2 separate regions of the Homo sapiens genome follow, and region 2 is linked to region 1. A link is a loop called in an ENCODE intact Hi-C map of the cell type or tissue named here. Cell type or tissue: K562. All regions are shown on one strand. Each heading gives the region's core, and the rest is flanking DNA. Links, peaks and the distances in the headings are about the cores only. Region 1 overlaps ST7 (suppression of tumorigenicity 7). Region 2 overlaps COMETT (cytosolic oncogenic antisense to MET transcript).

Region 1 (16,473 bases), core at 2,803-10,802:
TCAGAATCAAGAACAGGAAATGGAGAAAATCAGAATGGTAAATAAAATAATTAATTCATGGATTAAATGTAAAAGAAGTGTGTTTTTGGGAAAGTGGTAGCAGATGACGATTGAATAGGAATGAGTTATAACAAAAGATCTATTTATTGAGTTACCACTCCATGCCAGGTGTACTATATTAAGCACTTTGCATATATTATTTCATTTAGTTCTGATTGAAATTCTGAGTGGTGGGTATGACCAGTGTCTTTATATTGCTAAGTAAAAACAGACACAAAGTTTAAATAATTTGGCCAAGGTTATATAGCAGTTAAATCATGAGATTTGAACCCAGATCTCTCTGACCTTGCCTTCCATCACCTCTTATTCAAAAGTAAAGGAGCGGAGTTGAAGATTGCTATGTCTCCTTTCATTCCTTTTTCATCCATCTCAAGAAGTTGAACAGCACTCAGGTAGCACTTTAATTGATAGCCATATGGATCACCCAAAATAATGGTGATTCTGGAACGAAGAGTGGAAAAAGACACAGGGAAACTTGATTAGAAGGGCTCTTGGGGGATTGGGGTGGGAAGCAGCCCATAAATGTCAAGCTGTGTCATCTCTGAAGCACCTTGTCTCTTGACTCTAGAATAAAGAATGAGAGAGATGCTGTGAGGGCCAGATGGCTGGGGAGCCTGCAGACAATGAGAGGAAATAGGCTCATTTAACCTTGTCAAATTACAGCTTCTTGTGTTCACCACGGAAGTAAATGATCTTCTGCAGGGGACCCCGTGTCAGGCAAAGAAAGTAGATTGATACCTCTCGTGGACTGATTGTGGATTTCAGCATTTGGGTAGAACAGATTAATGATAAGATATGGCAGAAGTGAAGAAGGTGAATGAGCTAATGGCGGATAAAGGGACAAAACTGCCATTTTGGCTTTTTCAGCTTGCATTTCAGCACAAATTGAGAGACTTGAAAGTCATATAGTTGCAGTGCTGAGGCAGGAATGCTCAGAAGCAATCCACTTTAAATCAGTAAAGACCTAAGGACTAGGCATTCAGAAAACTTGTGACTTACCTACGAAACTTTGCTAGGTAAGGATGGAGTGAAGACTAGAATTTAAATTTCCACCACTCTGCCCTAGCATCTTTCTGCCTCTCATAAGGTTTGCCTGGGAAGGTGGATAGCAGCAGGGTGTAGCGGTTGATATTTTCATTTTAACAGACACACAGAAGTGGGTCAGGTAGATAAGAAGGAGAGAGTGGGGAGAGGGAAAGAGAAAAGAAAAAGGAAAAGAAAGAGAGAAGAGGAAGACTGCAACCTTCTTTGGAGGAAACATTTTTTCTTTTTCTAATTGGCCATGGGTTAGGCCAGATTTGTCCAGCCTAGAACATAGACCAATGCTTAGCACATTTATCATTATATTTCATTTGTGTGATCGTTTATTGTCTTCTTCCTCTTTAGAATAGGCAGGAACCATATCTGTGTTTCTGTGTGCTACTGTATATGAAATGCCAGGGTAAATACTTAGAAAATATTTGTCAAATGCACATAAGATCCAAGGAATGAATGAATGAAACTGACTGCATCAGAATTATCTGGGAGCTTGTTTAAAATGATAGATTCTGAGCACCACCCAGACCAACTGAATTAGAATCTCTAGAGGAGGGACCTAGAGGACAGCTGGCAGGGCTTGGGATGAATGACACAGGCTGGCTTTTCCCAATTCTCAGTGGTCTCCAGGGCTTTGTTCAGGAGAGTTACCCTCCCTTTTAGGCCATAGTAGTTAATGCTGCGGTGGAAAATCTCATCCTGTGAACTTAGAGACACTGAGGTGGGGATGGACCATTGGCTGTTGACCTTGAAGAGAGCCTTACTTCCCTGTGTTTTCTTAAAGTCTCGGCAACAGGTGGCCACAAAGGCGGGTGGAAGGGCAGAGTGCCAGTTTACATAGCCCCCGCAACTGTTGAGGGGAACAGGTGGCTGCAGAGGGATTGGCTGAGATCTAGGAAGCAGGAGGCCAAGACCCACTCAGTTGCTATTCCATATTCCTAAACAAAATATACAGAAACCAAGAATGTAAAAAAAAAAAAGTTTGATCTGTCATGAGGAATTAGGAAGGACTTTGAAAGAGTCAATATGGTAAAAAGAATATACTTTAGGATCAAAAAAGAAACTAAAAATGTTACAGGTATTACTGTAACACATGCCAACTGCCTGGGTTTATCTTCTTAAGCCCAGATAATCCCTTTTGCCAAAAAAAAAAAAACTGTTTACCACCAGATATATTTTTGAAGACTTGGAGCAGGTGTTGATTTGGCAATCTTTCTATCTAGGAGTAGACTGCCATAAAGTTTCGTATTCCTTCTTCAGTCTCTGCCATCACTGTATCTATCCTCCTGTGACATCATTGTCTACTTTAATTCTTAAGAAGCACTTAGCCAGTTTCAAGCTTTGACATCTTTCTATTTCCCATGGGTTTAATGGTGTTGGTGTGGAATTACTAAGCTTTTGCTGTGTGGAAATCTGGAGGCATTTTTGAGTGTGATAATAGGGCATAGGGAAATTCCTGACACATGGAGTGTTTTATGTATAGAATATGCAATTCAAAAGAAGAGGAGGACTTATTGGATAGGAAGAACCTAGGCATCTTGAACAAAGAGTCTACTTTTAGGTCTGCAAGATTGATGGAAAGGCCTTGTTTATTGTTCCTTTGTCTGATTTTTGTTCCCTGCAGGTAAATATGAGACAAGTTTGAAGCTTAGGCCAGCTGGAAACCTGGGTCTCTGCCCCCAGCTCCCAGCCCCAGTGCTCCTTGGTTATCCTTTCTGCTTCTGTCAAATAATAATGAAGGAGCTCACTGGGCATTGGTAACTGGGTCCTTGCCAAATGGATCTTTGTTTTAAATACGATCTGGGCCCTGAGTATAGCTTCTGGCCCTTCTGCCTTGTAAGATATAGGTCCAAACCACTTCCTCAGCCCTCTCATTCCCAATTCCATCCCCACCTCCCTTATTCCCAGAAGATATACCTAACCTGCACCTCCACTGAGATCAGTGTCACCCAGTTTTTATCCAGTTATTGCCTTCTAACCTGGGAAACAGCTCATATCACACTCTACTTTCCAAAATAGAATGTCTCCCCCTATTCATTCTTCTTTCTCTTTCTTCCTATCTTAGAGCAAGAAGTGAGAAGTGGTAGGTTACTTTTTTTTTTTTTTTTTTTGAGACACAGTCTAACTCTGTCACCCAGGCTGGAGTACAGTCCCGCGATCTCAGCTCATTGCAACTTCCGTCTCCCAGGTTCAAGCAATTCTGCTGCCTCAGCCACCCGAGTAGCTGGGATGACAGGCACCCACCACCACGCCTGGCTAATTTTTATATTTTTGTAGAGATGGGGTTTCACCATGTTGGCCAGGCTGGTCTCGAACTCCTGACCTCAGGTGATCTGCCCGCCTTGGCCTCCCAAAGTGTTGCGATTACAGGCATGAGCCACCGCGCCCAGCCGGTAGGTTACTTTTTAAAGGCAGAATGGACTTGGGATCATGTCTCTGGGTAATTTGTACTCTTTCCCACCATCAGTTTCTCTCTTTCCACTGGATTTTTTTCCCCTAACACAAACATGTGTGAACCTCTCTTTTTCATAAAAAACAAAATGAACACAAAACCTTTTATTGATCCCACTGTTGATTTAGACAATCTCCTGTTACATCAACCAGGCCAGCCCTTATCATCCACCCAGTCAACCTTCCAAATATCCTTCCATTCAGTCTTCTAGTCATCCCTCCCTTTCTCTCTCCATCTCTTCATCCAACATCAACTGAATGCTTACAGTGATCTTATTTTACACATTAGAAAACTAAGCCCCAAGGAATCAAGAAAAGCAACCAAGGTCACATAGCCCAGCTATCTAGTTTAAAGGGGTTTTGCCTTTAAACTAAATGGTAAGGTTCCTGTTGACTTCCTAAATCCCAAACCAGCTTGATACTTTTTAGTTCTCGTCTTACTTGACCCTCTCAGGGGCAGAGCATCAACAGGAAAAAAGCGCAGGAGAGGTTAAGTTTTTAAGACTATGAAATGCATATTTATATTTTAATTTTTTGGTTGTCAGACCAAAAACTGTTTTGTTCCACTGTGACAGGCCCACTGAGCTACTAGCATGTCCAAGAAGTGCTTTTAAAATCTAAATTTGTTTATGAGAGCTTTGCTGTTTACATTGTAGGTATGCACCAGGGAAAAGAATTCAAAGTGACACCAAATATGTGCGCATTAAATAACACCATCTGCCCATTTGGATCTGTGCAGCTCTTTTAAAATACTGTGAGGTGCTCGCCCAAAGCCTGACATATTTCAGGATAAGGGAAAGATTTTTATGTTAAGACCCTACATGAAGACACTGTTTGAAGTTTCAGAAGGCTTTGAGTTCTTCCCTTCTTTCTTTCCTAGTTGTTCATTCAATATTTATTAGAAGGACGGGGTCCTTTTTTATTCTAGTGCCCCCTGTACACAGCAGAGGTCCATCTTTATACTTATGTTCTCTGTACACAGCAGGGGCTGTACTATTGCAGTGATATGACAGACCTGAGAAGGCCCTCCTTTTCCTCCCCAAGCAGCTGCATGAATAACCCAGTCTTTACTGAGGTCTATTATTACTGCATTAGAAATACTGGGTAGAAGGTCTATCACCTATTACAAAGCAAATGTCCAGTTAATATGAGTCATTTTTTACCTTAGGATGAATAATCTGGTCCCATTTGATAGACTACTACTTCTGAATTGGTTTTTATAACTAGGAAAGCACAGAGGGACAGTGTCAGAGGGCACTTGGAAGTAAAGATTTGAAAAAAGGAATGATAGGCTACATCTGTCTGTTTATACGAAGCAAGGGAGCTATAAAGTCTTGATAGAGGGCCTTGGTAAGATAGTGACAGAGAGTAGGGGCTTTAGGCTAAGTGACTATTTAATTAGCTCTGTGACTTTGGTCAGGTCATTGTAACTTGATGGGTAGTTCTCATTCTGCATCTGTAAGTGGACTCTACATAGTCCTTTAAGGTCCTTTTTAGCGCTGACACTTTATGATTCTGCTGGAAGAACTGAGAAATCTGAAGAAACCCAGGGTTTGTGTGTGTGTGATGGGTACAGGCATGCCAGGAGCCTGTGAGAGGTATTATGGATCTGTGACATAGACTTGTAGTGGCAGGGGCTAAGTCTGTAATCCTGGAGCACCGCTTGTGATTGGTGTGGAACATGTAGTGCTGTGTGATGGAATCAATGAACTAAGGACTGGCAGGTGCTCCAGCAGCACAATATAGAAAGCAGAAAAATGACTTGGGGCACAGAATTTTCTGGGTCCTTTGGAGTCTTCTCTTCTAATAAATGCAAAGCCATGAATCTATTGAGGGCCTTGTTGAGTGGTCAGGATTGTACAGTGAGCAGTACCCTTCATCATGATGATTTACAGTACTTTCTACCAACTGTCTAGTAACAGGCAAAATGCTGTAGTAACCTGAATTATAGACTGGCATAAAGTGGGGTGCCTCATGGCAGCATGTGAGGTGTGCTGCCCATGGGAGGGATGTGCATCATTAACATAGTAAATGGCAGCTTTGCTATTACTTTTGAAAACCAACTGCAGCAGGCACCGACTTAGGTGTTTTACATGGGGTTAGTATGAAAATTCAGGACCCTTGAGATAAATAACAAATATGATTTCCACTTACAGTTGAAGAAACCGACGTTCAGATAATAACTCACCTGGGGTTATAGACTCCCTTCTAGATCCATGGTGTGTAAATTTATCATTCCTGAGCTTTCTTCTTTTATGCAAAATCCCATTCCTAGTCATTCCAAATGTTACAGATTAGTCTTGTCCTTTCTTAACTTGATAGTATATTCCCCCGTCTCTGCCCAGAGAAAATACTTGGATGTTTTAACATGTGATAATTCACGATAGGTTGAGCACTTTAAAAATTTGAAAATCTGAAATCTTAAGTGCTCCAAAATCTGAAACTTTTTGAGTGCTGACCTGACACTCAAAGGAAGTGCTCATAGGAGCATTTTGGATTTTGGATTTTTGGATTAGGGATGCTCAGCCAGTGTGATACACATATTCCAAAATCTGAAAATATTCAAAATCCAAAACATTTCTGGTTCCAAGCATTTCATGTAAGGGATACTCAACCTATAGTCAAAAAGAGTAACTACCTGGGATTAAATCAAGGTGTCCTGTTATAGGATTGGAAACATTTCGTTTGATTAATACTTCCTTCTGGTCATTCATAAATGTTCCTTATATCTTTTTAGAAATCTTTAATAGAACAAAACAGGGAAAACATCAGTTTTAAAATTATATCCCAAAGTCCATTCCAGGGTAGATAATCTTGTTTTTATGGAATAAGTAAGGGTAAAGGTAATTCTATGTTAATTGCACATTTTATGTTATAAAAATGTAGCTATCCTATGAGACTCTGGGATATGATTGATTCTTAAATTTCTTCTGTGGAATGATTTGTGACTGCCTAAGGAAACCCCCAGTCAGGGAGGAGAGAAAAAGATGTGGGGGAGAACCGCTTTGAGCAGTGGTAGGAAGTGTTCACTGTAGAGAGGCAGAGATCCCAGGTAAGAAGGGTTGGGGGAGGTCACTTGCTTTTCCAGTGCTTAGGAGGTCCTGACTTCAGTCTAATCATGTAAGCATCATTGTTCTTTCATTACTGAAAGTTACTTCTTTTCCCTTTTGTAATTCACAGTACATAACAATTAGTAGGCTTGTGAACTAGGAAACATTAATGGTGTACAACAGATGCTTGTGTTTATAGAGCACTTCTCTGCAAGTGGAATAATGCTGAACCTCAGTGGCTGGGTGCTATCCATGTGGGAAACGGGATACAGCTCATTCTTTTGTTCTGTAAAACCAGTATTTCCTTAAGGAGGTCTTACCAAGCACCCCCACTCCTTCCTGCCCCGCCCCTACCCCGATTTTGCTCTTAAGCATTTTACAGAGGTATGGTTTTTATCAGAATATAAAGTGCAAAGAACTGGAATATTTCATAAGCCGTATTTCAAAAACTGACTTATTTATATACATTTCTGGAATTGTCTTTCAGCTATGGTGATTTTGTTATTTGAATATTATATATAAATTTGGAGAAAAATTATATTGAGCAGTTCTTAACAGTGTTCTTTTATCCATGATTGATGTTATAGTTTTTTGAAACCAGTATTAAGCAGAGAAAACCACACTGAGAATTTTAAATGTTATTATTAAATTTACTAAAATCTAATTTTTAGAATAAACAGTTTTTGAAATAAAATATACTTAAGGTGGAATTAGTAAATGTAACATGTTTTATGGGCATGTGTACAGAAGTCGTAAATGATAACAGTGACCATAAACACGCTTATTTTTCTGTTCTAGATATTTGAATGGTGGTATTTTCGCAAATACGGAACTTCATTCATTGAACAAGTCTCAGTAAGCCACTTGCGCCCCCTTCTGGGAGGGGTTGACAACAACTCTTCCAACAATTCTAATTCCAGTAACGGGGACTCAGATTCCAATAGGCAAAGTGTCTCAGGTATGGAATTTCCTTCAGTTTGCAATATTATTTGCTTACTGTTACTAAATTATTATTGTTACTCATACTAAGAGATTAAGAATGTTGTTATTTAAACATTAGGCTTCAGAGAAAAATGCAGATCATTTTCCCATGGAGTTGACAACCTGTATCAGAGAGGGAGGGTATAAACATCCTAGGGAAAGGAAATGCTTATCTTATTAATTTTACCCTCCTTTTTTTTTTTATGTGAGAGTCTTGCTCTGTCACCCAGGCTGGAGTGCAGTGGCATGATCTTGGCTCACTGCAGTCTTCACCTCTTATGCTCGGGTGATCCTCCTACCTCTCAGCCTAGCAAGTAGCTGAGACCACAGGTGTGCACCACCATGCCTGGCTAATTTTTGTATCTTTTGTAGAGTGGGCTTTCGCTATGTTGTCTAGACTGGTCTCAAACTCCTGGGCTCAAGTAATCTGCCCGCCTTGGCCTCCCAAAGTGCTGGGACTACGGGTGTGAGCCACTGTGCCGAGCTAATGTTATTTTTTCCCATTTGACTTAACCAATGGTCATTTAGGTCAGTGTTCCCAACCTGATGCTATAGCTTCCTTGTCCATAGTTTCTCAGACCACAGTGAATAGATTCATTTTCTTCTATGATAATTGCAGAATCTTGTGTCTAACTAGATCTGATCACATCACTCCTCTGCTTAAAAGGTATCATTGGTTCCCATTCCACTGAAGATAAGGCCCAGGTTCCAGATTCCTTAGCACAGCATGAGCTGCTTGGCAACTTTGGCTTCTGTCACAATCCAGTCCCTTTCCCATATGTCCTGTTTTCTAGTCACATGAAGCCAGTTTTTATTTCTTGAACATGCCATGTTTCTCATGACGCTCTGCCTACAAGTCTCCCTTTTCCCTTATTCATCCATCCAAATCACTATCCAAATCAAATGTCACCTCCTGGGAAGCCTTCTCTGATAGTCTGTACACTATCTCTCTACTTCTGTTAATCTTTAATATTTTTACCTTTAGCAACACATCAAATTACATTGTAATTTTTAAGGTATGGCTTTATTGTAGTATCTCTAGCATCTTGCAGTGTCTACTATTTCTTTGAAACAAAGCTGCTGTTACAGCACTAAGAATAGCATCAACATTTATATAAAGAATAAGGCTTAATCAAGGCATCCACTAAGAGAGACAGCAAAATAACAGGGACAATGGGAAGGGTATGAACTCTTCATTGCATTGAGAAATGATATCAAGAGATTTAGATCAAGTAGAGAGAGAAGGGAAACTTCAATGAAAATATAAATGTATTCACTATAAAAAATGATCTCTAATGAGGATGGTTTCTGTTTTCAATTTGTTAATTTTCTACAATGTTCTTTGTCATTCAAAGGCTATAGTGACTCAAGTCAGACAAGAGCACAATTAATCTGTGGGATATTCACAGCACCTGCAAAGTGGTAGCAGTTATCCACCACTGCTCATGCCTGGTGACTGAATGATCAAGATTCCTCATTAGAATAATAAACAGCATTTATTATACTAGCTGGATAAAGTAATGTTTTGCTTTGGTGAGGTCTCTTTTCCTTTCAGAGAGTGGATGAGTTTACAAAGTCTCAGACAATTTTGTTACCTGGCTGAGCAATGCCATCTTTTATATGTGTACCCTTTAGGATAAAATAAATTGTGCCAAGAGGTGTCCAGTACTACTCATAGCTGGCTGGCAGAGTCTATTAAAAGAGTATTGACTTAAAATCTGGAACAAAATTTATGTATACACTAATCCTTGATAATTATAACCTGGTTAGACAGTTATGAAATGTGGATGGGTTATTCTAGAGAGGAAGAAAAAAACCTAATGTGGCTTTTTAAATTTCTTCTTTATCCTTCATGTTTTAGAACTGGTGGCTCTCTCCTTAAAGGGGCAAACTACTTTTCCCAGCTTAGGTCAGGATCTCCTCCTTTGTTTTCCTTAGATTTGTATGTTTTCCTCATGCAACCAGAGCACTTACCACTTTGTCTCCTTCAATAGACAGAGTTTTCCATGGGGATAAGAACTTTGCCTTTAAAAAAATCATATTCTTAAAAACCTATACAAGACCAGGTTCATAAGAAGTACTTAGAAAATGTTTACTGAGGTGACAAAGAGACTGAGCTAGGAAATTCTTCCCACCTGTTTTATAAGAGGAGAAAGTACAGGCCTTGCATGCACTCATGCATTGATTCATTGAGTTTCAAAGAAATAGGATGCTACAAGAAGCTAGAAATAAAGCCGTGCCTTAAAAATTATAATGCAATTTTGTAAGTGTTGCTAAAGGTAAAAATATTAAAGATTAATGGAAGTAGAGAGATAGTGTACAGACTATCAGAGAAGGCTTCCCAGGAGGTGACATTTGATTTGGATAGTGATTTGGATGGATGAATAAGGGAAAAGGGAGACTTGTAGGCAGAGCATCATGAGAAACATGGCATGTTCGAGAAATAAAAATTGGCTTCATGTGACTAGAAAACAGGACATATGGGAAAGGGACTGGATTGTGACAGAAGCCAAAGTTGCCAAGTAGCTCATGCTGTGCTAAGGAATCTGGAACCTGGGCCTTATCTTCAGTGGAATGGGAACCAATGATACTTTTTAAACAGAGGAGTGATGTGATCAGATCTAGTTAGACACAAGGTTCTGCAATTATCATGGAAGAAATGAATTCATTCACTGAGGATAACCTGTGGAAATTCTCACTTTTGTTTGTATTTTTTACTTGGCTAAGACTGAGCTTTTGGATATTATTACTAGTTCAATGATAATATTATCTACCAGTATTCATTTAATATTAACATCTACTAGTATTTACTGAGTGCCTACTATGCATTCTATATTTCCATTCATTTCTTGTATAATAGATAACAGCATTTATTTTCTGGTATCATAACAGTGTTCAAATAGTTATCCTTAGAAAAATGGAAATTAACTTGTCTTAAGTATATTTAGGTCTCCATCTGCCCACTTCTTGACATTTGGGCTTCTGATATTTGGCTGACTCAGCTAAACAAACATGTATGCTAGTTTGGAAGTGCCAGATACCACTGGAATAATACCATTGCTGTTTCTGTTTTTTTGTGGTGATTTTGATTTTTGAATAAGAAAAATACTAAAAGGGTACATTAGGTACATTGTCTGAATTTATCTCTACTTTTAATCACTTTCTATTTCATAGTCTCATTTCAAATGCTAAGTATCAAGAAGGTCCAAAGCTGAGGGTTATCAGTGTATTTTCTTAAACTTGTTTACAAATTCCCATTGCCTTCATAATAATAAAATGACTATTGCCTTAATAACAGAAGGGTGAATCTATTGATTTTCTTGGAGCATCATAAGATGGCCCTTTGCTGAATTGTACATGAAATATAACATGGCTCACAAAGTCTCATGGATGTTGGCAAAGGCAGTGTAATGGTATTTTATTGATTATTTGAGAAAATCATTGAAAAAAGTAAGAATAAAGGGGAAATATCAGTTATAAACATTGTTCTATATGAAAATTCAGTGTAGCTCTTTCCTTAAGGAATAATTTGTTTTGAATAAAAGCTGAAAAACATGGCCTACCTAAGAACGACTTGGGATGGGGGTGGTGGAGTGAGGAGTGAGAAAGGTTGTTATGGTTACAGGCAGATTGTGCATATATTTTTAAACTTCTGGATTTGTACAAAGTGGCCTGAATGCAGACTTGCTCACAATTTGCAGTGATCTTTATCTGCGGGCCAGTGGAGAAATGTAGTTAATTATACAGTTTCTTACTTCAAACTTCAGATTGTTTGGCTGAAGTTAGCATTTGTGTCCATTCCACTGGTTTTGCTTTATTTGGGAGCTAAACTGCTGTTTTCCTCTCAGATATGCAGTTTCTGATAAACCCTGCTGATATATTCTGCCACATCACCATGTTTCTCACTACCATTTCTTAATTCAGCTTAGTTTATGAGCTGATGATAAATAGGCATTTAAAAGGGCCCAGTAACATTCTGAATTTGAGTTTATAGGAACATCTGTTTGATAATTTGCCTTGTTCTCAAATAAGATGCCATAAAGACAAAGGTTTGCAGTGTTTACCTTCTTCAGGATAATGGGAAAAGTGGAGAGTGCTCTGTCACATGAAAAATATCCCTGCCAAAGTCAAGTTTAAATTCTCTGAGATACTTTAATAGCCTCTTGCATAGAATTGGATCTTTAAACAAACTGGATAGTCACTTGGCTTCCTGTCACGAATCATCTCCTTTTAATCTTCATAAGTATATATGTATATTCCAAATTCTAAATAATTTTAATAATTCTATATAAATGTATATATTCTAAATTCTGAATTAAATTTTATTACATGGCCAGAAGCAATTTAAGTGCTGATTAAATTCAGATCATAAAGAAAAACAATGGCGATGTAGAAATTTAGGTAGAGTAAAAAAAATATATTCAAGACCTTCGTCGGTCCCAAATTTTCATAGCACTAGAACAAATAATTTTATCGATAAGAAGCCATTTGGTTCCAATAATAATAACTAACACTCTTAGTGTCTGCTATCAGCTTTATATGATATTGTCTCTTGTAATCCTCACAATAGCCCCAGGAAGCAGATATTATTATTATCTCTCTTTTATAGTTAAGGGAGCTGAGGTATAGCAAGGTGAAGTAATCTGTCCAGGGTCACATGGCGGATAACCTGGGTAGTCTTACTTCACAATCCAAGTTCTTAAGCACTTTAAAAAATTGAATTGACCTTGTCCAGAACCTCTATGAGGTGTATAAACCAAGATTAACATAATTATTAAGCAATTAAAATAATAATTTTAGTAAAATTCTGTACTGCAGTGGATGACATTATTTCTGAAGTGACATTAACCTAACTTACTGTAGGAACAGTTCAGTGGCAGGATTGCCAGTGGTTGACAGCTCGGGCTCTGGGGTCAGACAGATGTGGTCCTAATCTTCTGTGTGTGACCTTGGGCAAGTTGTTTAACTTTGCTATGTCTTAGTATCTTAATCTGCAAACATGGGAATAGCAGTAATGTCTACTGCATAAAGTCATTTCAGCATTAAATGAGGTCATGTGGAAATGTCAGGTCAGAGGACAGCCATTTGGCAGTGTGCCCAGATGAGCTGATTTCTCTACAAATACGACTGTGGAGAATGGCAGTCACTTGGAGGTATGGCTTTGTGGTCAGCCGGGCTTACTCACTAGCTGAGTGACTCTTTATATCCAGGCCATTCAGTGCTTTCATTTCAAATATATCCCTCAGCAAAACTGCAAAATGCTACATGTCAAGGACCTTTCGGGCTGCTCTCTAATAGTCTTAATGAGGGTAAACTCACCAAAATCTAATGGATGTGTTGAAAGTGATTATCTTAGCCAGTGTTTTTCACATCTTTTTAAAATCCTTTGACACTAAAATTTGTGCTCTAGTACAAATTAGGTCTCCAGTTAAATGATGATAATACCTAAAATAGTTTTAGTAGCTAGTGAACACTTACTTAGTAAAGTTATTTCATAATTTCCACATTATTTGGTAGGGTTGGTTGACTTAGGTGAAAAATGACCAATGAGAAGTGCATGACAGATGCTGTTACAGATTTAACCATCTCGACAGTATTCTTGAAGAAAGTGGTACATTATCTTGAATAGGAGGCCAAAATAATGGTCTTAAAATTCACATTTACTTATATCTTTTGTTATTTCATAAAGAATTTGAGATAGTAACATATTTGTTGAATTGAAAGCTACCTACATATTTTTGTGCCTTTACTTCTAATCATTGTTTCAAAATAACATTTTGAAGTTATGAAACAGTTAAAGCTTAATTATTTAAGAATATGGATATTTTTACTAATAATGATTGCTTTAAATTGATCTGAATAATGTAGAGAATTGGGTATTCATTTCTGAGATATCAAAGCTAATAAACATATGCACAATCACTTGTCAGAAATTGACTGGCTTGGGGTTAATTTTATAATACAAGCCAATGAAACTTTAGCTAGCACCCTTTTCTGTTGTACTTTGAAACTAAAGTGTTTAAAAGTGTTAAAAAGTTCCTAATGTTTTTCCAGGGGAGTTTTTAAAAATTGTTTCTTTAGTGAAAAATCTAACTGATGGATTCACAATATTTCCAAAATATGATGTTGCAGGGTTTAACAGGTTTGTTGCATGTAATGGATAAGAGTCGGGCAGTCTGGACACCAGGCCTTAATCTCATTTACCATAGACCTTAGGGAAATTAGCTTTTCTGTACTTTTTACTTATGTAAAAAGGGTGTAATATATACCCCTAACTAATGTATGTAAGGAATGTAGATAAATCGAGCTTTAAGCCCCTTTACAGAAAGGATCCATGAAAATCAAGCTCATAGCAACAACAAAAGTTGCTGCTACTACTGTTTGTAATAACATTGTCATGCTTATCCATACTTTAGATTCTGGGAAGATGTGGTAACTTTTTAGTATAAGAAACCCTTCTGGGCCTTGAATTAGCAATTTATAATTTTTGAAGTCCCCATGACTAGGGATTTTCTATCTTTTTTTTAATTTTAGAAAAAAGTTTTCAGAGTTAAATTGGGTGTAGAATAATATTTTCTTTCTGTGTGATTAAAAGCTCTGTGACTATAGAGCCTTTTTTTTGTTTGTTTTATGAGAATTGAGTTCTCTTCTCTTGAGTATTGTGACAAAGGGAAAAGTCTGTGGTTCTCTCAGAATATTTATTCCCTCTGTAGAGCTTCTTCAGGTGGGTGCCAGTTAGTTCAATACCCTTTTCACTTTTCTGCCAAGGCTAAATGTTCCTCTAAGACATAAGCTATTATCTTTTTTTGTAACCCATGGCCTAATTGAGAGATTAATGCATAATTACCCACTCAATACATGTTTAAACCACACAGTCTTATGAGTGATGGGGTGGGCATTGCAGAAGAGTAGAAGAGTATGAAAAGACATGAAATAAATAAGTATGATTGTGATGGAAGGTTTTAGTAGGGAATAGTGAGAGGGAGGGCTGAAAAAAAAGGATTAGAGCTTGCTTTTAGAAGTACTTAGCTGTAGATAGTAAACATTATTCTTTAGGTTCTTTGTCTCTCACAAAGAAGCTTGTAATGATCTCATTATGACAAAGTAGGGAATCTCTTCCGCAGACTTTGGGAACTAAGCAAGTGCTATTCAATATTTGCTGCTGCCCTTTTTCTTGAATTTCATTCTTGCATGTGTGCTAAGGATGGAACATTTCTGTCAGCACTTGTGAGTAGAGACTGCACTGTGAATTGCTGCATATGGAACTATAGAGAGCATGTTTGTTGTATCAAGGGTATATTTTTAACTATATTATTATTGATATTAGCAAGTTCATGATGAAGTCCCAATCAACTTCTAGTGCATCTTGAGGGCATTAAAATTGTTGATGTTAATGGAGAATGGAAAATTCCTTTTTGGAGGTAAAATTTTAAATCTGATTTGAAATAAGGAATTTATTCCTTAAAGGAACACATAAGAAACTCTTACCCTCTAGAGATCTAAGTACTTCCTGACTTAAATCTTCATATTCTAATATGCTTGGCATTTACATCCTTTGTCTCTATCACTAAACCATCACATAGCCTGATATTTATGAGGTATGTTACCTAGAGTGATTCTAGATTGAGTTTTTGCAGACAAGATAAGATTATGGAACAGAGGGACAAAGAAGAAATTAACATAGCTGTGGCCTAATTTTAAAGCACAACTTTGACATGTGCTCATGTGTGACCTCTAGGTTGCTTGTTTCTTAAAATAAAAATATACCTGTCTTGCACCTTCAATTTAAAGGGCATAACTAATGAAGACATTTCTTAGATACTTCTTCATTACATGTTTTATTCTCACTTAGAACAGTTTACATCTGTTACAATTACTTAGATCCTTTTTTCTAAGTTTTAGGGATAGTTAAACTGAATGCAGCACACATATATGACACCAATGTTAACACAGATTTCTTTTTAAGCTCAGTTCTCTAATGGAAGTCATAAAAGCAATATTTCACAATGTTTGCTGCACCCCCTGCTGGCTGTATTGTGACACTTCTTAAATAAAGAGCATCTTTAGATACTGCTCAGTGAATACTTTAGGTATATACATGATTTATCTTTGGAGTTATTTTTTGTTTAGAAATAATTTCAATTGCATCTGATATATAATAGAGTCGAAATTTTAATTGAAAACAGTTTTCTTTGTGATTTGTCAATTGATGTTTAAACAGTGTTTATCCTTCCAGGTAGTATGATGATGTATTTGTTGGAGACAAAATATTTGCCCTAGCCTTTTTACTAATATTTCAGATGAGATTCTGTGGAGGAGAAGCATCTCCCCAAATGTCCTTGTTTTATAGTAAATAATTCTACCACGAGGATCCTTATCCATAAATCTATATTCATGTTTATTTTGTGCTAGATACAGATCTTGCAATATTCATGAAGCTTTAAGAAGAGCACTTTGAATCTTAAAAGAGATTCTCTGAGCAGGGGTTGGCAGTGGTGAGGTCCAGGTAGTTATAATAGCCATAAGAGCAGGGATTATGGTTATTGAGCTCACCAGTGTGTTTCAAGCCATGATCTGGAGTCAAGGTGTTAGTGATTCCTCTAAGGGGAGAAAAAATAATTACAGGAAGCATAATTTTGTAGTTAATGCCATATGAAGTGACAGCCATCAAATCTCAGTTTCACAAGAACAAAATTCAGAGATGCTAAATTAAGTGGACAAAGATCATTTTCTAAATGGCAAGTTAAGCTAAGTGACAAAAAATTTAGGGCCATTATTTATAAATATTGTGTAAATTTTAAGTGGGATCCTGCCCTAATTTAGAAATAAGTACATCTTCTTTAAATGAAAACACGTATTCCTGTTATGTGTATATCCTTTACTATTTTAACAAATA
Region 2 (16,473 bases), core at 4,258-12,257, 530 kb before region 1:
TCCAAGTGGCAAGTTGGTTGAAGGCTGCTGCCGGGGCAGGGGGTGAAGATGGTGAGTGTTAATTCTCTGGCACTTCTGGCCTACCTGCTCCTGGGCAGAGCAAGACAGAGAAATTTTCACTGTTCTGCAGAGAGAAAAAAGACTATGGGCCCCACCATGCAGATACTGAAAAGAACAAAGGTAATAAACAGAGCACTCAGGGCATCTATTCAGGTGGCCTGATCCTACAGAGACTCCTCCAAAAGGCTGGGGGCATCCTCTACATCCTTGTCCACTCACACTCACCTTGGAGGTGATTCTTTCCTGGACTAAAGACCCAGATGTATCTGAGGGTGAAAAGCAGGTATTGTTTTAGTACTAGTTTTGGTAGCAAGTGAAGAGCACATAAAATTTTCTTGGTTGTTCCAAAATGTCCACCACTTTGTAATAAGAACAAAGTCTGCACAGATCTAAAAGGAAAATTCTAATTTTAGCAGATTTGAAGCCCCTCAAGTTAGTTTCCCTGGCTCTATGCTATTAGCCACATAATCCAACTTTGCCTGCTTCTTGTCCCTCCCAGATTTAGCAGTGAGGCTGAAATTCTGCAGTGCCATGAGTGCCTGCACAGTTTCTGAACTTTCCCTCTTCTGGCCTCATATTTCCTGAAGCTGAAGGGAAGGGGACAGCTGACTGCCATTCCCACAGCTTTAGACCCTTCCTCTCACTTCTGCCCCGGCAAGGGAAACTGAGTTGTATCAGTCCTGCTCCCTGGGCCCCTGACACCATGACAGGGAAGAAAATCTGCCAAAGATCTATGGTTACTTGGATTCACTGAGCTGAGATGGTCAAATCTAATGCATCTTCACATCCTGTGCGGGTAAATGCCCCACCTAAGGGAGATGTTACTTATAGATGTAGAGCAATTCCAGGGATCTACCAGGGGACTGGTAGAGCCACACTTCCTTAACAATCATAGAATTACAGATTCACCTGGGGCTCATGGCTCACGGGTTGCCAAGTTACCTCACCAAGCAAATGTGATGGAATTACCAAGACAGGTTTAGATCTGTGGTGGAACAGGCCACAAAGTTCCTGAGATCTCTCTGACTTCTGGCTTAGGGACTCAACCACTATGTCTACCAGATTCAAGGAAAAAGAAAACAGGTGTGTATGACTCTGCATTCCTCAACCCCAAACAGTTGAAGAAAGTGGAGGCTTAGTTCCACCAAGTCTGGCAGAGCACAGAGATTCCCCTCCGTCAGGTGGTATGGCCTAGAATTTGACTGTACACATCACATCCAGATCATTTGTCCCTGAGCACTTATCCAGAGCCCAGACTACAGCTTCTCTCTCAGTTGATTTTATTAGCCAAGGAATCATGACCTAGTTTCTGCCTTGGAGTTGCTGAGATCTCTCTGGCTTATCCCAGGATCAGAACCTGTTTGGGCCCAGATCATTTGGCTGTGACCTTCCTATCCTGCAACACTGCCTGGTTCTTCCAAGTAATGCCCAGAAGACTGAACCCTATTCTCAATGTCTCTGCCACTGGCCTCTTCAAACTAAAGAGACTCTCCTAGAAGCAGGTACAACTCATCATCTGACTTCAAGACTCCCAATTCCTGGAAGAAAAGCACCTGTGCTTGACATAGCAGGGTCTTGACATTAATACCAGCCAAGCTGAGAAGTGGACTTTGGCCACTGAGGCAGAGACTGGCTAGTTTATGCATGAAAATCTTTTACCTTTCCTCCTGGGCACACAGCTAGACAACACTTCCCAGCCTTTCTTGCAGTGACCATGTGCCTAAGATCTGGCACTAGAATCTGAGCAGAAATTGTGTGCTCCATTTCTGGACCTGGATGATAAAAATCTCATGTGTGATTCTACACTCTTCCTCTATATGTCAGCTGGATATCTAGACCAAGGGCATCCATGAAAACCCCATGTTGAAAGGACACAACATCTCTCAGCTTGGGTCCTCAAAAGGCTACACAGAGGCCGAGCATGGTGGCTCATGCCTATAATCCCAGCTACTCGGTAGGCTGAGGAATGAGGATCACTTAAACCCGGGAAGCATAGGTTGTTGTGAGCCAAGATCGTGCCACTGTACTCCAGCCTGGGGGACAGAGCAAGACCCTGTCTGAAAAAAAAAAAAAAAAGACTACACATAGGAAAGTACCATCCCCCACAGCCCACAGCCTACCCCACCCTCCAGCACTAATGGACTTTTCCATGCGTAAGAAATTTCCATTGTGTGAGCCACTAATATTTGAAGGTTTATCTGTTATAGCAGCTGGACTTACATTATCCAACACAGTCACCCACGACCAAAGCTAGGCTCCCAGCCAAGTAAGTGACCCCAGCTGTCTGTAGCTTGCTCCCCTCTCACAGTTGTGGAGGTCCCAGCTCTCCATACTGCCCAAGGAGACAGTTTGAGATACGTGGGTGAGTAGAAGGGTGGGAGACACAGGAGATGTTTCTCAAGGGAAAAGCTTTGACTCTTCCATGTTTTGTAATCAGGAATTTTCCATGGTCGCACAGTGAGTCAGAGGAAAAGCCATAATTTTCATCCTCCCTCTGCTGGGGCAGCTGTCTTCCTGCAGGATGGGGTCTAAGCTCCATTCCTAGGAAGGAGGGGGTCAGTAAGGAGAAGGGTCATCAACTCAGGATCCTACCTTCTCATGGAAACCACTGAGAAGACTAAGCACACCAGCCGCACACAAGTGAGGAGATTTTAAATCAGCTGGACAATCCTTTTTTGGTTTAAATATAGTATTGTTTCATCCCTCTCCCATGTGATTTTATCCCATCAATATTTTTAATGTCATTAGAACTGCCCATTCCCATCATTTAACCTGTAAACTACATTGCCCAACTCATTGGTACCAAGAAGCAAATTGCAAAGTTCCACCCTGTGGTGTCACAGGGCTAAGTGCAGCCACCCAAATGCATAGCGAATTTGTTAAAGACAGGAAAGAAAACAAGCTCTAACTAGGCTTCTTGAGGCTCCCAATGCTGCTTGGTCACCACAATCAGTGAGTTTCCTCCAGAAAAGGGTTCATGCAGCTCTCGAGTCTAGCATGTCTTCAGGGAATTTAGGAATGTTTCTTTCATCAGCTCTACCCTGAGGGGAAAGATTCCTCAGAGCAATGTAAAAAGCACAGGGCAAAGAAAGAGGAGGAGGCTTGTGACATGTGGCAGCCCTTCTCTACAGAGAGTGGATGGGCCTGGGAGCCAGTGCATTGCTGGGACTATATTTAGTTCATCCAGTGACATCTTTGCGCCTCAGTGCCATCTCTCACGATAGCAAGAGACTGTGAGACTGAACATTTTTCTCATTGTAACAGGGGTCTGACTCACTAGTTTAAAAAAAAATCTGAGAACGATGAGACCCAAGGGGACAACAGAGTTCCAAAAAAAAAAGAAAGAAAAAAGAAAGAAGAAAGAAAGCAAGAAAGAAAGCAAGAAAGCAAGAAAGCAAGAAAGCAAGAAAGCAAGAAAGAAAGAAAGAAAGAAAGAAAGAAAGAAAGAAAGAAAGAAAGAAAGAAAGAAAGGGTCAAGCATTCCTGTAGGCTGAATAAAAAGACAACAGTCCTGGAAACATTTTCTAGGAGGTCTCCAATATTTTCTAGGAGGTCTCCAATGAGCAATTTTTTGCTAGCACAAAATTCTAAATTGTACCAAATACTAGTTCATAATTTCCATCGAGTTCTGAAAAACATAAGCCTATTTTTACAATGAGTTTTTGAAACTGAAACTGTAAGTGCTAACTGGAGACCAGCATGTGTCTCACTGCTGTTAACCTTTGAGGAACTGACTCCAAATTGCAGGGGTGCCACTTTCAAGCCAACAGGTGGCCTCTTTGAGTTAGGTCTTGACTCCCAAAAGTTGATATAGACATGTTGAATATTTTTCAACCAATTCTCTTCTAATTCTGTGAATAGCTTACTACAGAGTTTAACAAACTTTTTCTAGACCAGATAGCAAATATTTTTTAGGCTTTGCAGGTCATATGGTCTTTGTCACAATGAGTGAACATTGCCATTTTGGCACTAAAGCAACCAGAGATAATAGGTGAATGAATGGGCATGGCTGTGTTCCAATTAAACTGTTTTATTGGGGGAAAAATAGGCAGTGGGCTGAATTTATCCTGTGACTGTGATTTGCTAACATTTCACTTACTACTGGCCAGTACTAGTGTTGCTGATACTGGCTCACAAATACCACCCAGGGCTTCACCCTGTCCTATGACCAGAGCCACCTCCACCCCCATCCCAGCAAGCTGTCTCAAAAAACTTCTCCTGGCCCAAAAAGACCAAGAAAGAAAAAAATTAATCTATCCCTGTATTTCTATCAGTACCACAGGATTATCAAAACAAACTCTAACTTTTTAGGAAACAAAGTGACTGGAAATCTGAAATTGATTGCATTTTCAAACTTCTTTTAAGTTTGACCCCAAAAGAAGAATGAAGTTTCTTGAAACTCCTGCATCCACTGACAGGAATTGGATTCTTACTCAATGTATCGGAAATTAGACCTTTGTAACACCTGGTTTTCTTGATTATAGATAGGCCATGTTCCAGGACTACTATACAATATTTGGTTTGTAGGAAGTACTCAAACCCAGGGTTGTGAGAAGAGTCTGTGGCACTAGGGGCCTGGTAGTTTCCATTATTTTGCCTAAAAATCAATGTTAATGTCAATGTCTCAAAAATCAATGTCAATGTTGAGTTAACCATCCAAAGTGTGGATGTTTCTACTTTCTTAGTACCTTGGAGAGGTTCTCTGGATAAATAACAAAAGGAATTAGCTACTTAAGAATGGTACACAGGCTTATAAATAACTCGTGTAGGCATGCATAACTAATACATTTTTCCAAGGACATGGTAAACTCTTCCCATCTCAAGTAAAACCTCAAAATCTACATCCTGGTTCTGGCTCTTTTCACAGGGTAAAGTCATGGAGTTGGATGAGAAAGGTCTTTTTCTTAAGGCAGGGTAACTTTTAGAAGACAGGAATTCTGGAAGGGGCCAGGGTTTGATGTTAATCTAGCCCAGATGCAAAGGGAAGGTACAAAGTCAGGCACACCCGGCCCCATGTGCACGTAGGACACGACAACTGGAAAAGACGTCAAGAGATAACAGACGGTCCAGTGGCATTTGTCCTGACCAGGTATATCTAAACCTGTCTGATTTACCCATGGTCAGTAGCCAAAAGAAGGAAGCAACAGCATGCAGCTGTATTCACGGAAACCACCGGAGAAACTTTTCTCATTGCTTCCAGCCCTACCTTTAGTTCCTGACTTCCCCAGCTCTGCCTGTCTTCTGAACCTTCACCTTTATGGAAGGTAGAATTGAGGAGCTATTAGAAAGCCAGGTTTATAAACTGTGATGGTTCCAAAACCCTAGGTACACAGTAAAATCACCTGGGGATTTTATAAAAATCCCAATACCCAGGCCATATCCTAAGCCAACTACATTAGGTTTTCTAGGCGTGGGACCAGATATCAGTCTGTTCTCAAGCTCCCAGGGCCACTGAGTTCATATCAGATGATCTGAGTTCGAAGTCCAGTATAAACAATTACCTCTTCTCTGTCTGTCTCAGTTTTCTCACCTGTAAATGGTGATCATTATAGTCTCTAATTTATAAGATTGCAAGGATTAAATGAGTTCATTCACATAAAAATATCAGCACAGTTCTTAAATGTTAGTTCTTAGCACCGAGTTTCCTCTTCTTGACTTCCCATGTTTGAATTTCAATGCCTTCCACATCCTTAGCTTTTCCTCATCCTCCCTGCCTGTATCAGTTGCTCTAGGTATGCTCTGGGGACAGCCTAGTACTCCAGGCTGTGTAGTTGGCACCCTGGCCAGGATCACCCTTGCCACTGAGGGCCCCTGGACAGGACTTGAAGGGTCAAACACCGAGGAAACACTGACAGAGGGTGGTAACAGAGAGGGTGACCCACTGCCCTAAACTGCCCCAGGACTGAGGTATTTCCCAGGTTACAGGACTTGGAGAGCTAAAATCAGGACAGCCTCAGTAATCCAGGGCAGCTGGTCACTGTAATTGGAACAGATAGTCCAGGAAATCAGTGCAGGCAGGGGTTATCTTTAGGAAAGTCAATGAACAGGAAGTCAGGGTCTCGAGGTTAGACTCCACCGCTACACAAGGATAAAGTGAAAGAAGAAAAGGAACTGCAAGAACAAGGCAGGACCCCAGCCCTACAGGCAACAGGCCAGCGCCTTTTAAGAGATGCAGCACCTCCGTTAACAAAACTGGCAAGATGGCAGTATTGTAAGGTCAAGGCCCAGTTAGCATAGGTGGCACGAGTGTTGAGCTAAAAATGCATAAATCCCTAAGACTTAAACAAAGCTGAACTATATAGGAAGAAACCTCAGCCCCAAAGAGATGCTGGCTAACGTACTCTGCCCTGCATGATCTACTCTTGACCTCTTTTTTCCTGTTTAACATTTTTTTAATTGTGGTAAATATACACATAACATATTTACCTTCTCAACCATGTTAAGTGTACAGTTAGTAAAGTATATTCACATTGTTAAGCAATTTCCAGAACCTTTTTAATCTTTCAAAACTGAAACTCTATTCATTGGACAATTCCCCATTTCTTTCTTCTGAGTCCCTAGCAGTCGCCATTCTAATTTCTGTTTCTATAAGCTTATCTACCCTAGATACCTCATACAAGTGGAATCAAGCAGTATTTGTCTTTTTGTGACTGGCTTATTTCACTTAGCACAATGTCCTCAAGGTTCACCCATGTCGTAGCATGTATCAGAATATATATTGATATGGTTTGGCTCTGTCCCCACCGAAATCTCATCTTGAATTGTAACTCCCACAATTTCTACGTGTCGTGGGAGGGGCCCAGTGGGAGGTAATTAAATCATAGCGGCAGGTCTTTCCTGTACTATTCTCACGATAGTGAGTAAGTCTCGTGAGATCTGATGGTTCTACAAGGGAGAGTTCTCCTACACAAGCTTGCTCTTGCCGCAGCCATGTAAGAAGTACCTTTCACCTTCCACCGCGATTATGAGGCCTCCCTAGCCACGTGGAACTGTAAGCCTATTAAACCTCTTTCTTTTTTTTTTTTTTTTGGTTCTAATTGCCTTTTCTTTTTTTTTATTTTACTTTAACTTCTGGGATACATGTGCAGAACGTGCAGGTTTGTTACATAGGTATACATGCACATGTATGTTTATTGCAGCACTATATACAATAGCACAGAGTTGGAACCAACCCAAATGCCCATCAATAATTGACTGGATAAAGAAAATATAGCATATATGTACCATGGAATACTAGGCAGCCATAAAAAAGGATGAGTTCATGTCCTTTGTGGGGACATGGATGAAGCTGGAAACCATAATTCTCTGCAAACTTACACAGGAACAGAAAACCAAACAACGCATGTTCTCACTTATAAGTGGGAGCTGAACCATGAGAAAACATGGACACAGGGAGGGGAACATTGCACACCGGGGCCTGTTGAGGGTGGGGGGCAAGGGAGAGCATTAGGACAAATACCTAATGCATGCAGGGTTTAAAACTTAGATGATGGGTTGATGGGTGCAGCAAATCTCTTTCTTTTGTAAATTGCCCAGTCCAGTCTTGGGTATGTCTTTATCAGCAGCGTGAAAACAGACTAATACATATGTCCTTTTAGAGGCTAATATTCCATTCTATGTATATACTGCATGTTGTTTATTCATTCATTCATCCACGGACATTTGGGTGGCTTTCCCCTTCTGGCTGTTGTGAATAATGCTGCTATGAACACGAGGGTACAGATATCTCTTCAAGGCCCTGATTTCAATTCTTTTGAGTCTTCACCCAGAAGTAAGGTTGTCTTGAGCTCTTCTTAGGTTCTCATCCTGACTACCGTGCCTCTGTACAGTGGGACACAGAGCCACCCTCCCCACAGAGGAGCTCTCTCCTCCTGCTACCATTATCGTGGCAGTAGTTCCTGCCTCTTTTGTACGTTCAAACTCTTGGGATTGGAATGTTAATTTTCTCTGCATTATCATCCATTCATTCACTTATTGGAGAAATATTTACTGTAAGTCTGAGACCTGAAGACCAAGAAGATGATGGCCTTGTGAAAACTAGAGGAGGAGAAGAGCATTCAGGGTCCAGTGAGTGTGGGTGTGGAGATTTGGCTTACACTTGCTTAATCTCCTCTCACTCTCCCTGTGTTTGTACTCCATGCTCTTTTACACCATGCTGTATGCATCCTGGTTTCAAACAGAGTCAGGGACTTCAGCTGGTACATTCCCAGTCATTTCATTATGAGCAGGCTCTCCCCAACCTTCCCCTGACCCAGTGGCCTCACCACATCCTGCTGCCTAGCACTTGCTTATTTCTGGCCTGACAAAACGCCTAGTGGATGCTCTCAGTGCATCGACTCTTGGAAACAATGATTCTTCCTCTCTACTACCCAGTAGAGTGAGAGAGGTTCTTTATCTTGCCTAAGTGTTTTGAGGCACACAAGAAAAACCACAAAGGCAGAGCTTCCCTGGACACTTCCTCTCCTTTAGGGGAAAACAAAATCAATTCTCTCTCTCTCCCTCCCTCCCTCCCTCCCGAAGCCTCCCCACTGCCCTCCAAGTTTTTCACGTTGACAAATCAGACTGGAAGCCTGTATGACAGCCACTTTTCAGTATTTAACAATAACCCTCCCTACATCATCTACAAGTTATGTCTTCAACACACAAGGACAGTTTCTAGGACAAGCATTATCCAGGACTTTGCTACTCATATTAAAGGGCAGCATCCTATCCGCAAATCACACCCTCCAGTCTGCCCCCCTCTGACAATTCAAGAAAACTTACAGAATATTGGTTTATTGCATTTATCATTTCAGGGTTTGAGGATGTTTTAAGTTAATGATTTCCCTTTTTTTTTATTGTGCCAAAATCTTGTTCAAACACAATGAAATAAAACATGTAGATACAGGTTTCATTTCCATTGGTTGTCTGAGGCTAAAAATAAGAAGCCAGTGCTTAATGCTGACTTTTAATCTTATTGTGTGAGACCTTATCAATGTTTCCAAAATGCAGATTTAAAAAATAGCTGTGGTTAGGGTTTGAGAGGATATTCTGTGAATTCTAGTGCATGCACTGCCATCTACTGGACATTTATGATATAAAACTAAGCTGCATAGAAATAAGTGTATTTAATCACTGAAGACTCTGTAGAAGACAATACTAATGACATTACTCTTTAGAAAAAAGATAAGTATCTGGATAGATTAATGGAATAAATAAGTATAATATGCAGGCACAACAATATTCCTGTCTGGAATTTCTTGTTACTAAAGAATTTGTATTTTCATCTGCAGAGTAATGTTTGTCACTCTAATGAATGCAGAATCACAGCATTCATGCTGATAAAATCATTTTCAAATTGTGGTTCCTTAATACGACCAGGGAGAAGAGGCAACTCATATTGTCCTTCAGGTGGTGGAATTAAAGTAGGTATATGAGACTTCCCTTAGGATATTCTGTCTAATCATATATTCTGAAAAAAATTATGAGCATACTATCATGTACAGTTACAGAACTTCAGCAGTTTTTAAGAAATTTAACTCAATCACATCCACAATGCTGAACTTCTCATAAATAAAATTTAATATTCATTTCAGAAGGCAGTGCAGGGTTTTATAGTGTGTTGTGGCCATTATTTAACATATTAATTATTTTTGTATAATACTATTAAACACTTACTTAGGTGACATTTCTACCTGTTTTTCTTCTGGATACATAAGGGTTATCCCTTAATTGGATGGTAGAAAACCATATGGATTTTACATTTTAAAATGTACAAAGTAACTAGTTCTGAATATTTGACGTACATATGGGAGTGATATTCTTTTTTTGCACAGTAATTTGATAATAAGGCAGAAGTTTGGGGGCAGAGTGGGCTTAGGTGTAAAAAAGATAAAATTAATTATAGATATTACACCCAACCTTTATAAATCACATGTCATTTTACTTATTTTAGGCCAGACCTCCCTTCCATGCATATGCATCGTACTAAGAAAGATGCTTTCAACAACAATGTAATAAATTGCTCCCAGTCGCCTTAAGCCTTAAGTCTTAGAGGGGTGTGTGTGTGTGTGTGTGTTAGAGAAGTTGTTTATCAGAAGGAATTAGTCTCTTCAATGAAGGCAACAGAAGAAATCACGACAGAGTATATGCTAATGAAAGAGTTAAATGAGTGGAGTTTATTTTAGCTGCAAGAGCACACAAGAAAACATAGCGAATGATAAATAATTTGGAATTAGTCAACTGGGATGAGGTTTCTATTAAAATCCTTGAATGAGACCATTATCCTTTTAACAAAGAAAAAAAAAAGAAAGTCTGTATTTTAAGAAAGCTAAATTTTTTATTGATACATAATGACCATACATATTTCTGGGGTACATGTGAAACTTTGATAAATGCATACAATGTGTAATGATAAAATCAGGGCAATTGGGATATCTATCACTCAAACACTTATTATTTCTCTGTGTTGGGAATATTCCAAATCTTCTAGCTATTTTGAAATATACAATAAATTATTGTTAACTATAGTCACCCTACTCTGCTATTAAACACTAGAACTTATTCTTCCTATCTAACTATGTTTTGGTACCCATTAACAAGAAAGCTAACTTGTTAAGTTAAATAAAATTTAAGGAAATTGTCTAAGTATTTTATCTTTTTTAGACACCATAACAAATAGGAAATAACATATTTTTATATCTCATGACACTCCTAGCTTTTGTTTAAACCTGAACTCTCAAATACAGAGAATTAGCTTAGAAAAATAACTGCAGGGGTTAGGCTTTGAAATTTATCTTACTAAGCATGACAGCATGTTCTCAATGTTTTGCATGTTTCAATCTTTGTTTGTGAACTAGAAAAAGCATCTTTATTTAAATTCAATTAAACCAGACCTACATAGCTGAAACCCTGAGAGAAAACACAATTATGGAATCAATCCCAAAGCACTTGTATGGTGAATTCAGGCAAAAATGGAAATGGTCAATGTGAAATAACAAGATTAATATACAGCCAATCAGTAAAGAAAGTAAATTAAGTATATTGGTGAATACCACCCCCAAATTCATCAAGAAATTTTCATGTTTCCATACACTATAAATCTATATTATCTAAGACTGCAGCCTCTAGACACATGTGGCTACTTACATTTAAATGAATCTTTCATTAGACAAAATTAAAATTTAGTTCTTCAGTCTCACTAGCTACATTTCAAGTGCTCAGTAGCCACATGTGGCTAGTGGTTAAGGAGTGGACGGCACAGAGCTAGAATATTTTTATGATAACCAAAGCTCCATTAGATGGCGTTACTAAAAATCATCAAAATCTTGTCTCAATTCTTTGTTATAACATGTTTTGAAGGAATTTCACATAGTGAAAGAATAGCCATACACCTCCAAGTAACAACTGTTTCATTTTCTGGTTTATTGGGTGAACATATTCCAAGCTTCAAAATAGAGCTGGCATACATAACTATTGCTTTAAAAAGATAACACACAGGGTTCCAGAATTGGAAAAGACCTAGAGATAAATCATATATTCCATATGTTCCGTCATTCTCATCTTACCACTGAGGGCACACAGACTAAAAGAGGAAAGTAACTTGCCCAAGGTCATAGGAACAGTTGGCCCACAACGATAGGACCCAGCTTCCTGACTTCAGGTCGCATTGCGCATTCTGAACACCAGTAAGTAAGCTACATCTATCCTGAGACTATATGGTAACCTGACTACATCTCTCAAGTTATATGAAGAAACGAAAAGGAATAAAAAACGGAGACTCAATGTACTGTATACTTTATGTGAAATATTTAGCAGTACTCAAAATTAACACTAGGTGTCAGATCATCAGATTTGAAAAGCTAAACCTGATGAACTCGGAGATTTTCTGCTTGATTAAAAATAATCAAATCCATTGCAAATAAATCCATTATTTGATTAGAAATAATTAAATCCATTGCAAAATGGCATGGCATGATAATTTTGATTGACTTGGTCGTCCTCAGGAACTGAAGCTATATAATCAGTTAAGTCCCTGCTTCTGATCTCTTCTGATTTTCTTCTAAGAAGAGAATAATATTTATTTTTCATAAGTCTAAATTAATTTCTGTTAATTATTTGGGGACACTTTTAATTGTTCTCTGCATTTGAGAAGAAGCCAAAATGTTCAATTCTCCTTAACCTCTTAAGTCTCTTAAAGAGACTTAAAGTGGCATTATACTTCATCTTCTGATGTGTGCTTAACATCGCTACTGTGACACAGCTCCAGTACAAATATTAAAAAGTCTTTGCCTTAGATAATTTAAGGAAAGGATGCAAATGAAAGGCAAGAAATAAAGATTTAACCCCTGTATTGTCAAGCAACGTAGCAGGTTGAAGAGGAGGGAGATAAGGGGATGGGTTTAGTCGGAGGAAAGAGCGAATCTGGGGCACTGCTGATCAGGAGACGGGACTGGCTTGAGGGACACACGGCAGAACAGGCTCATAGCCCAAAGCCAGGTCTGGAGCTAAGGGCAGAGTGAAGAGGGAAGCTTGGCAAGAGAAGGGAACAGGAAGGAGTGTGGGCAGAGATAAGGACCGCAATCTAGCCAGCCGTGACTCTGCCCCTCCCTCTGAAGAAGAGAACTTTATAGAAGGGAAATCAGGCGACAAAGTCAAGGAAAGAGGTGATAGATTTAGAAGACCTTGAAGGGAAAATGAATCCATTGTCATTCTGGGGAAAATGGGAAGGGTAAGATTAAAAGAAATCAGAATTCAGAGCACAAGAAGAATTCCCATGAAAATATTACACCAAAATATGTGCCCATGAAATCACGTTCATTTTTAACAGAAAGGGAATTCCACAAGCAGTGACAATTGTCGATTTTGCTTGATAAGTTTTGCAGCAGTCATGGCATTCATGCTCCTATTCTCCAGCTTAGGAACACTGGGGGCCCCTGGAAACATCAGGGTTACCTCAAGATTTTCACACAAGCTGCCTGGACTTACGTTCCGGCTGCCTGACAGCCTCTGTGATCCTCCTATAGCCATTTTCAGGCACTTCACGGAACAGGCCTTGCAGTTCAAAAAAGCAAGTAGACAAAGTGTCCTCTCAGGCAGCCACTTTTTAATCCCCCAACACCCTTTTTTTAGGAACCTATCCAAAAATCTGTGGATCATATAAAGTTTCCTTTTCTTACCTCCTACCCCCGAATACTTTACAACATTCCACCAAATCTTACTCCCTCGGAGCATCAGGTTCCTAGTCTAACCAAGAAAGAAAGGTAATATGCTAATGGAAAGGTCTGGGGTGCCCTTATAACGCATAAACTTCTGGCTTCACCCAGGGCTGGCCTTGCATCTCAACAAGAGAAAACTCACAATTGCTTCAAGAGCATTGACAAAGTGAGGAAACTCACTGTTTCCTATGACCATTTTTTCTTGTATTTAGAGGAATCAGATTTCCAATGTTCTCAAACTGATCCCTCTGGCATTCTATTGAAAAACAATCTCATAAAACTGAGGGAAACCCTGCTGTTTTATGTCTGTATTCCCAAATCTAGGAAAAGGGAAATACCAGTTAAAAGAATACAGTCCCGGCGTGAGCTGAAAGGATTATTTTTCCGGAGGTTTTAAATCCCATGGTGTTACAGGGTGCTGCAGAGGTGCCTCAGAGCCTTTCAAGGGGCAAGGACATGCAGTGGCAAGGGAGGAAGCTAAGTGAGTATGGCTTAGGGCACGTTCTGCTAGCTTCATTCTTCTTCTATCTGTTTTATATACTGCAGTTCATATTAAAGTATATCTACATTTTAAAATGATTCCACTGGTAAATGTTTAACAACCAGCTCTCCAGAGAGTACAAAAAGCCCTGATCTGTAGTGTTTATCACTAGTTCATGGTGTGAATACTCCCTCCCACTGTGGCCAATTTCTTTTTTTAAATTATTTATTTATTTTTTTGAGACAGAGTCTCATTCTGTTGCCTAGGCTGGAGTGCAGTGGTGTGATCTCTGCTCACTTTAACACTCGCCTCCCGAGTTCAAGTGATTCTCTGCCTCAGCCTCCTGAGTAGCTGGGATTACAGGAGCCCACCACCATGCCTGGCTAATTTCTGTATTTTTAGTAGAGACAGGGCTTCACCATGTTGGCCAGGCTGGTCTTGAACTCTTGACCTGAGGTGATCTGCTCCCTTCAGCCTACCAAAGTGCTGGGATTACAGGCGTGAGCCACCATGCCCAGCCCACTACGGCCAATTTGAAGCTGCCGATGTGAAGTCTCTGAAGGCAAAGTTGGGAAAAGATGTGCAAAGTCAACTCTCAGCTCTCACCTGCATTTGTGAGGAGTTCCAGCACACTCCTGTACCACTCCTTAGTGGATGGAAAGAACTGGAACTCAGAACGACCACAGTAAAATGCAATTCCATTACCTATTCCAAACTACTAAATTACCCAGATCTACATTTAAATCTCATATGCAAAAATGGGTTTGGGCCTTCCTCATCATGATGATTGTGTCTTACCAGTAACAAACAAATATTAAATTAGACATGTAAATGTTAGAAGCATATATTCAGGATTTCCAGCTTCAATGGAAGCTTAGAACTCATTAGTCTCACCACACTTCCTAGGCCTAAATGCCTACTCTAATTGGCTTTTCAGCTCAATTGGTTTTACTGCAGTTCATATAAAAGTATATCTATATTTTAAAATGGTTCCACTGGTAAATGTTTAAGAACCAGCTCTCCAGAGAGTACAAAAAGCCCTGATAAGTAGTGTTTGCCACTGGTTCCCGGTGTAAATACTCCCACTATGGCCAATTTCAAGACAAAATTTGACAATGTCAGAAAATTGACCACATCTCAGACCATTCATGATCTCGTTAGGAAACACTCTTTCTTAAAGTAAACCAAGTATCTATTGCCCTGAAGCCCTATGCATTGTTCATTATCACCCATGTGAGGCCAAGCAAAACAACTCAAATTAAACCTCCATATTAACAGCCTCTCAACTGGGACACTAACATGTGCGTGCGTCTTCCCTTTCCAGCCCAAGCTACGTTAGTTTATTTGACTGTTTTCATGACATGATACCAAGCCCTGTCAACATCTTAGTCACTCTCTTCCGAGCTGGCTGCAACTTGCCTGTCCCTGTGCTTCTCTGAGTTTGTGATGAGTATCACAGGTATCACAGGTATCATGTGACCAATTCAGGGTAAATCGGAACCATTCCCTTCTGCTATTTACTTTCTACATAGCTACAACGTTATCATCCTTTTGACACAAAAGACTTCCTCGCACACGCCATTGCTAAGATACGTCTTCCCAATTCAATCCCCTTAGAATTGGGTTTTTGAGCCCAAGTACAGATTTTTACATTTATGACCATCTCCTTTCATCTGAAAAGACTTGGCTCATCAGGGCTGTCAGTACCTTTTAAATTCCTGATTCTCTTGTCCAATGTCTCCCTGTTTATTTTCCTGAGATCCAGACAAAGGACAAAATATGCAGATACCACCTGAAACTTATCTTTCAGGGGTTGGCAATCTATTAATCAATATCACCTGGGTATTACTGTTCTAATTCCCTTTGGAGAGTTAAAAATCACAGAGCCATTTAGTCCTAAATTACCTTCTGCTAATCATTATTACTAACACATGGGAGTTCCAGAACACCCTGAAGTGGGGGTATTGACCTCAAAGCATGTGCCCCTTGTGTCAGTGGGAAAGCCTTCTTCAATTCATAATGGTAGAATAAGAAGGAACTGGAGAGAGTGGGCAGGTTTCTTCCCACCTGCTGGTTTCTGTCCAAGGGGTGTGTGTGTGTGTGTGTGTGTGTGTGTGTGTGTGTGTGTGTGTGTGTAAAGTTTGTCTTTCCTTTATTTGAGCTCTGTCATTATAAGAGGAATCTAGATAATAGTCTCAGATAATAAAATCATCTATTCACATGCAAGGCAGTGTCTGCCATATCAATGCCATTGTAATATATTCTGTGCACCACAACTTTTCATTTGAATACTTAGAAGACTCTTCCTTGAGGTCAACAACAAAATAAAAGGAAGAGGAACTGCTTGGAAAAGTCAGTAATTTGCTCTATCTCAGGAGAATAGCATTCGGGAGGGAGTTAGAATGAAGGCACCAGGTTGATTTCCCATTAGTATCAATTACATGATATGAAACAAACCTGATCCAATGGCAGGGTAGCTATGGAAATCCCTACAACTACTCAAGGGTTTCAGATAGAGAATTTGAACATCAGAGTGGAATTTCTACCAGTATGGGGCACTGATTCTGGAGTGGAGTTGCTCCTAGTTCAAGGAAATGCTTGAGTGTTGGGTTTGGGGCCAGGTATACACTAAGGCTAGACTGAGCTTTTGTGCTTATGTGCTTTCACCACAGGGACCCCTTCAGCTCCTGGTCACCCAATTAACGCTACCCATGACATATGCTGAGAACTTGGGTG

Evidence for each region. Hi-C counts contacts between places; a loop is a spot of excess contacts. Peaks named below come from ENCODE experiments on the same cell type or tissue, not always from the same donor. Only the 100,000 strongest peaks of a DNase experiment are listed, where the experiment ranks them.
Region 2: it touches region 1 in a loop (2.3-fold over the local background); 6 of 110 quality-filtered maps call a loop at or near these places.

The regions. Positions count from the first base shown.
Region 1 is chr7:117,112,167-117,128,639 of GRCh38, forward strand. It overlaps ST7 (suppression of tumorigenicity 7), which reads left to right. Exons shown (of 16, transcript NM_001369598.1): 3 at 7,395-7,554. ST7-AS2 (ST7 antisense RNA 2) reads right to left here. Exons shown (of 5, transcript NR_109981.1): 3 at 6,185-6,287; 4 at 5,735-5,817; 5 at 126-501. Among named protein-coding and RNA genes, the nearest start is that of ST7-AS2, 25 kb to the right of the region's middle. In K562, for the core only: a CTCF peak has its summit at 7,473 (motif pointing left); a DNase peak (open chromatin) is centred at 7,465.
Region 2 is chr7:116,580,081-116,596,553 of GRCh38, forward strand. The region is part of intron 2 of COMETT (cytosolic oncogenic antisense to MET transcript); the gene reads right to left. Among named protein-coding and RNA genes, the nearest start is that of CAV1, 63 kb to the left of the region's middle. RefSeq lists a silencer at 1,051-1,500 and enhancers at 3,605-3,704, 8,257-8,356. In K562, for the core only: CTCF peaks have their summits at 9,112 (motif pointing left) and 11,869; a DNase peak (open chromatin) is centred at 9,091; H3K27me3 peaks cover 670 bases.